Regions from separate parts of the Homo sapiens genome. Here region 2 is linked to region 1. A link is a loop called in an ENCODE intact Hi-C map of the cell type or tissue named here. Cell type or tissue: body of pancreas. All regions are shown on one strand. Each heading gives the region's core, and the rest is flanking DNA. Links, peaks and the distances in the headings are about the cores only.

Region 1 (2,668 bases), core at 1-2,500:
TCAGAGCCTGTATATGCTCAAAGTTGCATTTTATATCTTCTTGATATTTGAAGAATGTTATTTTTAACAAACCTCAATTTGGTCAAAATCCCCACCCCAAATCATTGCAGTAATTGAGCAGTGGGTTTTCAACTAGACTCACAGCAGCTTAGGAAGGGTGTGGGGTGGAGAAGGTGCTAGTAGCCCACCAAGGCCTCCAGGTCTCCTGTCCCCACTCAAATCAGAACAATCCTCCCTTACAGGGTTTTTGTTTACAGTTTTTCTTTTGATGTAAAATTCACGTACAATAAAACACATAAATCCAAAATGTACTTCTCTGAGGTTTGTAAAATGCATATACATGTGCAAACAAAACCCGATTAAGACCTGGAATATTTCCATCACCCCAGGAAGTTCCAAGTGCCCCTCTCCAGTCCCTCCCATCCCTGTGGTCCCCCCAGAGGTAACCAGCAGCCTGGTCTTGGTCCACCATGGATTAGTTCTGCCTGCTCTGGCACTCTTATGAGCATGGCCACAGTGTACAGCCCTTGTATCTGGCTCCTTCGTCAGGGTTCCTGCAATTCATTCACGTTCTGTGCCTGTTCATAGTTGGCCCCTTCTTACTGCTGAACAGTACACTGCAGATTGTTTACCCATTTTTCCTACTGACGGTCATCTGGGGTGTTCCCAGCCTTCTCTGTAAGTTTTTGTTTAAAGAAAGGTTCCAGAAACTTGTTTAAAAAATTAGAAAACCACTGACCTAGGAGTGCCCATGAGAAGTAAACAGGGACCCATAACAAGCCTAGGAGGCCCTACAGCAGGCCCTGCGGGGATGAGCCTGGCTTTCCTGCTCAGGTGTGTGGGCAGCGGATCCACTGGGCGGTGCACTCCAGCAGGAGTGAGCTCCTCCAGAAGGGGTGCCAGGTGCCAGTGAGCCCTCCCAGTGGCTCCTCCAGCCGGCCAGTTTGCCACAATGGCCTGCATTGCTAGGCACACGGCTTAATAATCCCTCCGTCCCCTGACGGGAATTTGGTGAGAGTCCCCCACAGTTCTGTCTGCCAGGCACTGGCGAGGCACAGGGGAAGGAGGTGACCTATTAACTTCCCGCCTTTAGGGAGCTGTACATCCAAAGCTTTTGACCCACTGGGGCTCTGAAGGTGCTATTATCAAGTTGATAAACTCCATTTAGAGTTCAGGCATTAACTCTGTTATATCTGATGCAAATGCATTGCATTTTTATGACATAGAGGACTACAACTTTTATTCTAGTAAGTACTTTTTCCTTATGAGTTCTCTGAATATTAAAAAAGATCATCTTCTGCAAAACATGTGACACATGCTCTGTTTTCTGCTCGTATTTCTAAAATATGATTTAAAAATATTACCAGTATGAAAACTAAAACAGGACATACCACTACAGACGATGCAGACAGAGGATGATAAGGAATACCAATAGCTTACATATTTGCATTTCACCACATGTACGTAATTAACCAATTTCCCAAAAATTACAAACTATGACAGCTCACCCAATATGAAATAGATAACTTGAACAGCCCTATAACTATTTTAAAAACGGAATTTATTTTAAAAGTCTAGAAAAATAAATCTCCAGACCTAGAAGTTTGTACTGGAGAATTCTACCAAACATTTAAGTTACACTAATACCAATTCTTCCACCAATTAACACAGTCTGTCCCAGAAAACAGAAGAGAAGAAGATACTTCTCAACATGGTTTATTAGGTCAGTATGACCCTGATACCAAAACCAGAGAAAGACAGCACAAGACAGGAAAACTGTAGGCCAATATCCTTCATGAATAGAGATGCAAAAACCTTTACCAAAATGTTAGCAAACAGAAAGCACGCCCATACCCACATACAAATCTAACGAATATCCGGGCCTGTTTGTGGGGCTTCTGTTTGTGCTCCTGTCTTCCCTTCCCTGCGCCCGTGGTGGACTCTGGAATCCTTGTTGCTTTCACTGCCTGCCTATCAGTGCTCCTCTTTTCAGAACTTTCTTCAATATTCACTCTTGCTATTTTTTCTACTTACTAATATTTCTAATTGCTAATATTAATTATTCATACTTCTTTATATGATATTAAATATATTTAAGTAATTATTCAAGCTTCCCATGAATACACCAATATTAAATATGCAACATTACAGATGAAATGCAGAGGAGTAAACTATTTCTTCCATTGCTAACAGCAAGCCTTCTACGTTCTGTCTGCATAGACACCTCACAAAAAACCTAAGAACACTTGGAAGACATTCACAGGAGCACAAAACAATAGGTAAGGTGAAGAGATTCAACATAATTTTCAGCAATAAGCTACTCTGCTGATTATTTTACAGTTTGGAAGTATTACTTGAGCCAGGTCAAATATGAACAGTGCCAGTCCACAAGGGCAGGAGAACCAATTTCACCCAAACATTTAATCTATAGCATTTTTCTCACTCTTACCTTCAAAGAGCGAATAGGGTCTGTCAGGAATGCGGCACCCGTGTGCTCCGTAATCTAGACACCACTCTGCAAACTGAAAAGAAAGGGATTTCTTTTTAAGACTGGAGTTTCTACCTGGTGAAAAGGCAATAAATGAGAATGCAATGTCTTCACAGGCATCAGGGAAGTGGACCCCCAGCTGTAGGGCATTCAGCGTGGGCTCCATGGGCTACTGCACCC
Region 2 (8,058 bases), core at 3,118-5,617, 55 kb before region 1:
GTTTGCCATCCGTTTTTCATTTTATACTTCTTGCAGGCCTGCAACGGTGTGGCTGATCCCAGGATATCCAGACTGTCATATGAAAGCAGGCTCCCAGGGCTCCCGGTAGTGTACAGTTTCCATCATTTCCCTGTCAGGTCCAGGGCTGGATCATTTGTTAACAGTGCTGAGCTTGGGAAGAATTCAGCTGTTTCCTAGACAGAGTAATAGTGAACAAAAGAATGGGGTCTGCAGGGTCCTGTCTGCTGTTGGTCTGGACACCTGCCTCCCCTGAGGGTGGCTTCACCCTGCTGCAGCTGTCTGCTCAGATCCCAGACTATCTGTGGCATGGGCCCTGGGGGCGTGGGGACTGAGAGGAGGGCCACACAGAGTTTGGCAGTCCAGGGAGAGAGAGGAGCCGAGGAATCCCAATGTCCCATGTGGTCCACAGGGTAAATGTCATGCCTGAGGCTGTCCGGGCAGTGCCAAGGTGTGCAGGCATCTGCACAAAGCAGGGTGGGTGTTAGTGAATTTTCAGCAGAGCCCCATTTTTCCTCTGCTGGTCTGAGAGGGGAAGTGGGTTCAGGCGTGGGATGCCTGTTAATGAAGATGAAAAAGCAGAGGGATTTAGAGGACCCAGACTCACCCACTGGGGCAGGGGGGGCAGTGGCTCATATTCTGGGGTGTAGGGGGGCTCGCATGGCGCTCCTGCTGGGACCAGCATCACTGATGAGCATGGGAAAGCAGAGAATCTGTGCATTGCAAAGAGGCTTCTGGTCGGGGAGGGGAGGAAATTGGCAGCATTGTGGTCCTGGGGGTTGGTGTGGGTTGGGGCAGAACTCTGAACGTGGTGGAAAGGGGCTGGCAAAGTCAGCAGGAGGCTGAGGTTCAGAGGTGGGGCTCCAGGCCAGCCCAGGAACCAGGACCCAAAGGCTGCAGCTGCTGGCCGAAGGGCTCAGGGCCTGGCCGGGTTGTGCAGAGGCTGGAAAGTGGGAGGAGTGTGGAGTAGCTGTGGTTTGAGGAAGAGGCCCTGGTCAGGGAGTTAAGAGGCCTGAGGTCTGTGAGACCCAGGGTAGGCCACGGTCCCTTCTAAACCTCAGCACCTTAACTGCAAAATGAAACGGTGTGCAGAAAAGCACTCCTCATTCTGTGTAATCTATGCATATAGTGTCAGCCAAGATGCAGCAGCAGCAGAAAGAGCTCCCTAAATGCCCAACCCCAAATCCTTCCCCATCAGGATGCTGGCAGGGTCCCACCAATATGTTTTCCTGGGTAGAGAGGAAAAAATTGTCTTCATTCATTTATTCACTCACTCTGAAAACATGAGCTAACTAGCTCCAGCCACTGTGTTCACACAGGTGGAGGGTGTGGGTGAGAATCCTCCCTGCTCTTTAGGAACTGTAGAACGGTGGAGAAAATGTAAAAGCCTAGGCTGAGGCAGCACTGTAGGCCTGGGGGAAGGAAGGGCTGGCTGGCTGGCTGGCAGGAGGTGGCCTCAGCTGAGTGTGGTGCCCCTGTGATTGAATGTGGCAAGGGGGTGGTTAAGGGAGCTCCAAAGAAAACGATGATTGAATTATGGTCCATCTTCTTTGTGGAATATTATGTGGCCATTAAAGTTCATAGTCAAGATCAAGACAATTTGCTGGTACGGCAAGACCATCAAGGTGCAGTTAGGGAAGAGAGCATTGGATAGTGTTTTTTGTGAAATGGTCATGAGGCTAGCCAGGCCCAGTGACATACACCTGTAGTCCCAGCCAGTCAGAATGCTGAAGTGAGAGGATGGTTTGAGGCCAAGAGCTCAAGACTGTAGTGTACTGTGATTAAGCCTGTGAATAGCCACTGTCCTCCAGCCTGGGCAACATAGCTTGACCCTGCCTCTAAAAAATGGTCATGAGTTCAACTATGGAATTCCACAGATACATAGAGAGAGATTGCGGAGGACAGTCAGTGAAATCTGTGGTGTTAATGTGATTCAAGTTTTCTTTAAAAATGATTTCCTTTAATGTGACTGAAGTGGATGGAGTTTTCCCATCGACAGATAGTTTTCTTCCTTTCCAGCAGCCATTTGTGGTGAGTTCATTTATAGGTTTCTGACTGTTCATTCTCATGTCTCAATCCTGTAATAAGTCTGTCAGCCTGCAGTGACTAAATGACACCAACTGCAAGAAAATGGAAATAGTAGGGAGGGTGTTTTGACAGTTTAATTACCCTCAAGTCATAGCCCAAGCACAAACAGGGCTGCTTCGGTTGTGAGGACATCTGGCTTCAGAACTGGTGGAATAAGCGTCATTCTTTTCCAACGTGACGGTGCTTCTGACGTGCGGGGATGGTGATGGGACAGCCTTACAGGCCACCTCTCCCCGGTCTCCAGCCCCTGGGGCTCCAGCATTTCCATTCTGGGTTTTTTCCTGAAGAAACAGCAGGGCAGATGGACCCAGGGTGTGTGGCCTTGGGGGGTTTGTAAGGGTCTGTTGCATTGTGGGGTCTCACACTCATTGCCTGCCCTGTGCTGCCCTGGGCAGCTGCCTTCAGGATAGAGATTTTTGAGTTTATGGTTTTGCTGAAAGAAATTAACTGGAAATACTTTTTTGTTTACAAATCACCAATGCCAATCTATTCATACATTCTCATGGCTACCAGAATATTCCTTACCTGTTCATCCCTGATGGCAGAAGGAAACTGGTTGATCAGGGTCAGGGTGAGGGGGTGTGGGTGTGGGAACTGTCTTACTTGGTGACGCCCAGGAATTGAGATGGCCTCCCAATATGGCGGGCCTCCTCACCAGCAGGAATGTGTTTCCACAAAGTCCTCCAGCTCTGTGCATCTGACATTCTGTCTCTGTCTCCGTTATTCTTACGCGGCACTTCTCTTTCCAGCCCCCGTGCTGCCCCTCCCCTCCCTGTGACCTCTGCCTTGCTATTATGGTTTGCACAGCCCAGTTTGCATAAAGTGGATACATCTAGAATGTTCTGCCATACAAAAGCAGCAGCTGTTTTTTTATCCATGTGAAAGCATTTAATGTCCTTAGCCACTATAAATTATGACAGATAACACACTTTGCACAGACTGTATTTCAAGAAGAATTTTTTACAGCCTGCCCTGTTGGTAGGCAATTCCTGTTGTTACATTACTCACAACAAAGCTTGCACATCTATGATCTTTGATCAGTGGGAACAGAAACTTACAGCAGATTTAAGTCCCTTGCCCACTGTCCTCTGCTTCGCCAGTGATGGGGCTGAGGTGGAGCCGGAGCCTCTGGCCCGTCGTGGTCCACTCATGGGTGCCTGCATCTGGAGGGACACACTGCACGTACCAAGGGTCTCCCTCACATTTGCTCACGCAAGCTCTGGGTCTGACAGGTCCCCCGCCCGCCTCGCTGGCTGCATTCCTCTCCCCGTGGGAAGCAGAGCCTCCTTCAGATCCCTTGTCTCCCGAGTCTACCATTGCACTTTTCTCCCTAAATGTATTAATATTTGAAATGGCTGCGTCCGGCCCTTCCGAGGGGCGGATGAGGGAAAATGTGGGCCAAACAAGACTGGAGGTCCCTTGTTGCAATGAGGTCTGCAGCCCCACGTGAGGTCCCTGTGCCTAACACGTCCAACCTGCCGTCTGTCACTAAGTGCTCTGTGAATGTACTGTGTGCACGTCCCGTGTGCGGGCGCCCTGTGTGGGCCCTGTGTGGCGTCACAGTGCAGCCACAGGACAGCCGGGGTTATGAGGCAGCTGTCCCCGGCCTGCAGCTCTGGGATGAGGACAGGGCGACAGTGACTTCCGACCTCCTCTCATAGAAAAACGTGGGTGCTGCACCACCCAAAGTGAAAGGCTGAATTTGGAAGTCCCTTTTATCATACACATTCAGATTGCCTGTGGAAATTCAGCAAAAATATGACATGCATTTCCATTCTATCTGCCTTTTACCTTCTCAACCTTAAATCGACTTTCAGTTCTGTGTCATGTTTTCTCTTCTTTTTAGAAGACTTCTAATGACTTGGGAAAATACTTTTGAAGGATGTGAAATGGTGTTTTTGTGTCTGCTGTTTGTTGAGTATCAGTATTTTCAGCCTTGGTTCCCTGTGGAGGAGAAGCTGGTGGGTGGGGAGGTGGGCTGGCTGCTTAGGTGAGACCTGCGCACGTGATGATGATTACTGAAAACAAAGCCAGGAGCTTAATTGGGCATGTGGCCATGGGGATTTGTTATTAATTACCTTTGATCTAACTTAGGCAAAAAGGGGAGAAAAAAATTACAGGGTCACAGAATCCCAGGGCTAATCCTAAAAAAACAAACAAAAAGAAGCCCTGCACAGTTTTAAAATGTTTCCAGTAATTATGTTTCTGGGAGCAGTGCTGGTTTTGTTGTGCTGAGACTGTCTTGCATGCTGTGGGCTGACGTGGGCTTGTGCTGTTGACAGCAGGAGAAGGTGCGTACTGGATTCATGTCCCGGGGCTGCCCTCACAAAGTACTACACAGACTGGTGGCTTAAAACAGCAAGAACGTGTCTTCCCCCAGTTCTAGAGGCCAGAAGTCGGTGTGTCAGTAGGGTGGGTTGCTTTGGGAGACTCTGAGGGAGTATGAACGCATACTTGTTCACAGTATTCTAAACGTCTTTTACAGTAACCATTGTCTTTGTAGTTATTTCTCTCTCCATTCTATTTCTGGGATGCCTTTTCTCTCTCTTTTTTGTTAATTAGCTTTGCTACATGTTCATTATATTACTTCAAAGAAAAAATGTCAAAAGAATCTCAAGGCTGGATGGGATTCTCAAGGGCACCCATCCCAAGCTCACCCCGTGCGAATAATCTCCTTACTCCACACCCAGCTGGCTGGCACAGAGACCACTCCACTGAGGACATGGTGCTGTCCTCAGCAGCTCCAGCCTGCACTGCTGCTCACCCCCACCCCCCAGCGACTGTAGGTTGGAGAAGTGCGTGATGAGATCATAAAGGAAAGCACCTGTGCTTCTCTAGGTTCAGTGAAGAAAGACTGGCAAGGGGGTGGAAGGAGGCTCACGAGGATGAATCTCCACAAAGTCAAGTCTGATGTGTTTGACAGTTCCTGGGATGTCTCTACAGTAGCTCCTCTTGAAATCTAAAGCAACATGTCCACATTCTAAACCACTTTCAAAGATAGTAATAAAAGTTAAAAAGTTGGGGGAGGTCAGGGAAACAGACTAGATAAGAAACAGCAAGGAAACAAAAACAAAACATGGCAGAGGAAGATCATCCACAGTCTATATTATGGCAGTGAAGAGGAATGTGTTAACACTCCTCTGTAAGAAGAAAAAGATGGCTGGGTGCGGTGGCTCTCGCCGGTAATCCCAGCACTTTGGGGAGGCTGAGGCAGGTGGATCACCTGAGGTCAGGAGTTTGAGACCAGCCTGACCGATATGATGAAACCCTGTCTCTACTAAAAATACAAAAATTAGCCAGGCATGGTGGCATGTGCCTGTAATCCCAGCTACTCGGGAGGCTGAGACAGGAGAATTGCTTGAACCCAGGAGGCGGAGGTTGCAATGATCTGATCGCACTGTTGCCCTCCAAGGCAACAAGAGCGAAATTCCATCTCAAAAAAAAGAAAAAAGAAAAAAGGACCAACATGTTGTGTTAAAATCAACATCCAAGTATATTCTGCTTTAATGAGAGAGGCTAAAGAGCATGACATGGGAAAGTAACAGAATTCACCAGGAGGGATTAGCAAAGAAGGGGCGGGGTCAAAGGTGACTTGAGAGCCACATAGGAGAGCTTTTGGAGAGAATCATAAACCTAAGCAAAGGAACCCGAGAGAGAGCTGTAAGAGGCACTGCCCTATTTGGCCAGGGTGGGGCATTGGGATGGTGAGGACAGAGCAGGGATGGGGTCCTTCCTGGGCCCAGAGTTCATGGAACTTACTGAAGGGTTGAGTGAAGGGAAGGACCTACCCTTCATGACTCAGATTCCCCCTCTGTAATGAGGGATGATAATCATAACATGTTATCAGGATCCATAGACACTTATCAACTGCCTCGCACCTGCTGGTCAAATTACAGCCTGAAGACATGCATGGTCCCTGGAGCCTGTTAGAAATGCAGGCTCTCCCTCACCCCAGCGCCACCCAGAGCCGCTGAGTCAGGGTCTGTATTTCAGCAAGGTGAATGATGAAATAGGTGATGCAGGATGCCCCCTGCACTGAGAAGCGCTACAGGTTTGATGAAGACACAAGCATTGAAGGATGGGCTGTGCTGGCCACAGTCATACAAGTTCAGCATTAAGAATAGCGTGAGCACCTGTGAACTCTGCAGAGCCGGAGTGAAAGTTAGTGCTCGTCTCTTGGAATAACATGACTGCTTTTACTCTAATTTCTGGCAGATGCTTGAGGATCTGCTCTGTGTAATGCACTGGAATTCTCTTTATTAACACAGTTATTTTTGCTTTTGTTTTTAAAAAATCAGCAGCAGCAAGCAAAACCGTTGTCTTCACTCAGCTTCTGATTTATACAGCTAGGAAAGAAAAAGTGAAAACTTAGTGTGGGGGTTTCATTTTCTACTTAATCTTGCTCACTAAGTTTGTCTGTGCCTTTTCTTGTGGGACATTAGGGCCCCAATGTCTTAAAGCAATGTTCACATGCATCTCAGCTGTGTTTCAAGTGTATGGTCTCTGTAAACCCTAACAGGTCGGCCTGAAGGCTGGGTGCCTAATACCCACATGTTTTTAACTCCCTTCCTCCTCTTGGCCGGACGCGGTGGCTCACGCCTGTAATCCCAGCACTTTGGGAGGCTGAGGCAGGCGGATCATGAGGTCAGGAGATCGAGACCGCCCTACCTCCCTGACTAACACGGTGAATCCCCATCTCTACTAAAAATACAAAAAAAAAAAAAAAAAAAAAATTAGCCAGGTGTGGTGGTGGGTGCCTGTAGTCCCAGCTACTCGGGAGGCAGAGCTTGCAGTGAGCCTAGATAGCGCCACTGCACTCCAGCCTGAGGGAAAGAGTGAGACTCCGTCTCAAAAAAAAAAAAAAAAAATACCTCCCTTCTTCCTCTCTTCCCCAAAAGGCAGTAGCAGGAGGTTCTTTTTTGTAATGGATAATGTATGTACCTCAAGAGGAAATGTACAGCGTTATACAGTGGAAGAAGAAATATACAGTCTGCAGTCCAATTCCCTTCCTCCCGCTTATCAGTTTTTTTTTGCGTGTTCTTTGAGAAATATTCCATAGATTTACTAATATATGCATATGAAAAGGAAGTCCTTTTAATACTGATAAAAATCACCTTTTATAAAAGGTGAAGATACAATAGTCATGTCTTAATTTTCAAAGTATGTAAAACAAAAATGTAAAAATATGACAGAGTGATGGAAACTGTAGGAGTGTCAATGCATTGCTATTAATCTGATCAAAATGTAAAAATAAATGGAACATTTGAAAGAAGCGCTTAGATTTTGTACTACAAAGGTGTCCGAATACGTTTGTAGAAGTAGAAGCTGCATACCTCCGGATACTAGGGGCTTTGTTTCAAACTTCGTGCTTCTGTGGCGATTTTCGGAAAGTTGCTCAGTTCTCTGAGCCTCAAGCCCCTGAAGCTGGGATCCTAAGAGTACTTCCTTCGTGTCCCCTGCTGAGCACAGGGCCGGAGAGTCAGCACTCACTGAGGGGCAGTAGTTACTACTCCCAGTAGGACACCTGCAGTTTGTAGATGTCTGTAAATGAACAAATGCATGCTCTGCACCCACTTGGAAATAAAAGACTAGTCCCATAAATGATGTATTGAGTCAAAAAGGTGGGAGTGGAGGACCCTGCAGTGCTGGTTCTTTCCTCCGCCCTCTTTCCAGGCCCCACCTCTGTTCTTCCAGGGCTCCAGCCAGGAGCCTTGAGGCCAGTTGGCCTTTTCTCTCGACACCACCCTGGCTGCTACCACCCTTTATTCAGACTCTGATGAGAGCCTCCCTGGTGGTTCTCTTGCTGCCTCTTGCTTCCAGCAAGGCAGCCAGAGTCACAGCAGGAGCCAGGGCTTGTGCTCCCAACACTCTCATGGGCCCACTGTGCCACAGAAGCACTTTGAGAGGCCAAGGAGGCCCTCTCTTCTCTCAGCACCCCTCCTGGCTGCCCAG

The links. Hi-C counts contacts between places; a loop is a spot of excess contacts. Peaks named below come from ENCODE experiments on the same cell type or tissue, not always from the same donor. Only the 100,000 strongest peaks of a DNase experiment are listed, where the experiment ranks them.
Region 2: it touches region 1 in a loop (3-fold over the local background); 5 of 110 quality-filtered maps call a loop at or near these places.

The regions. Positions count from the first base shown.
Region 1 is chr7:55,428,229-55,430,896 of GRCh38, reverse strand. LANCL2 (LanC like glutathione S-transferase 2) reads right to left here. Exons shown (of 9, transcript NM_018697.4): 8 at 2,450-2,522. Among named protein-coding and RNA genes, the nearest start is that of LANCL2, 64 kb to the right of the region's middle. RefSeq lists an enhancer at 2,405-2,668. In body of pancreas, for the core only: a CTCF peak has its summit at 968; a DNase peak (open chromatin) is centred at 876; H3K27ac peaks cover 335 bases.
Region 2 is chr7:55,481,264-55,489,321 of GRCh38, reverse strand. The region is part of intron 4 of VOPP1 (VOPP1 WW domain binding protein); the gene reads left to right. Among named protein-coding and RNA genes, the nearest start is that of VOPP1, 87 kb to the left of the region's middle. RefSeq lists an enhancer at 473-973. In body of pancreas, for the core only: no CTCF peak of the experiment used is centred there; no DNase peak of the experiment used is centred there.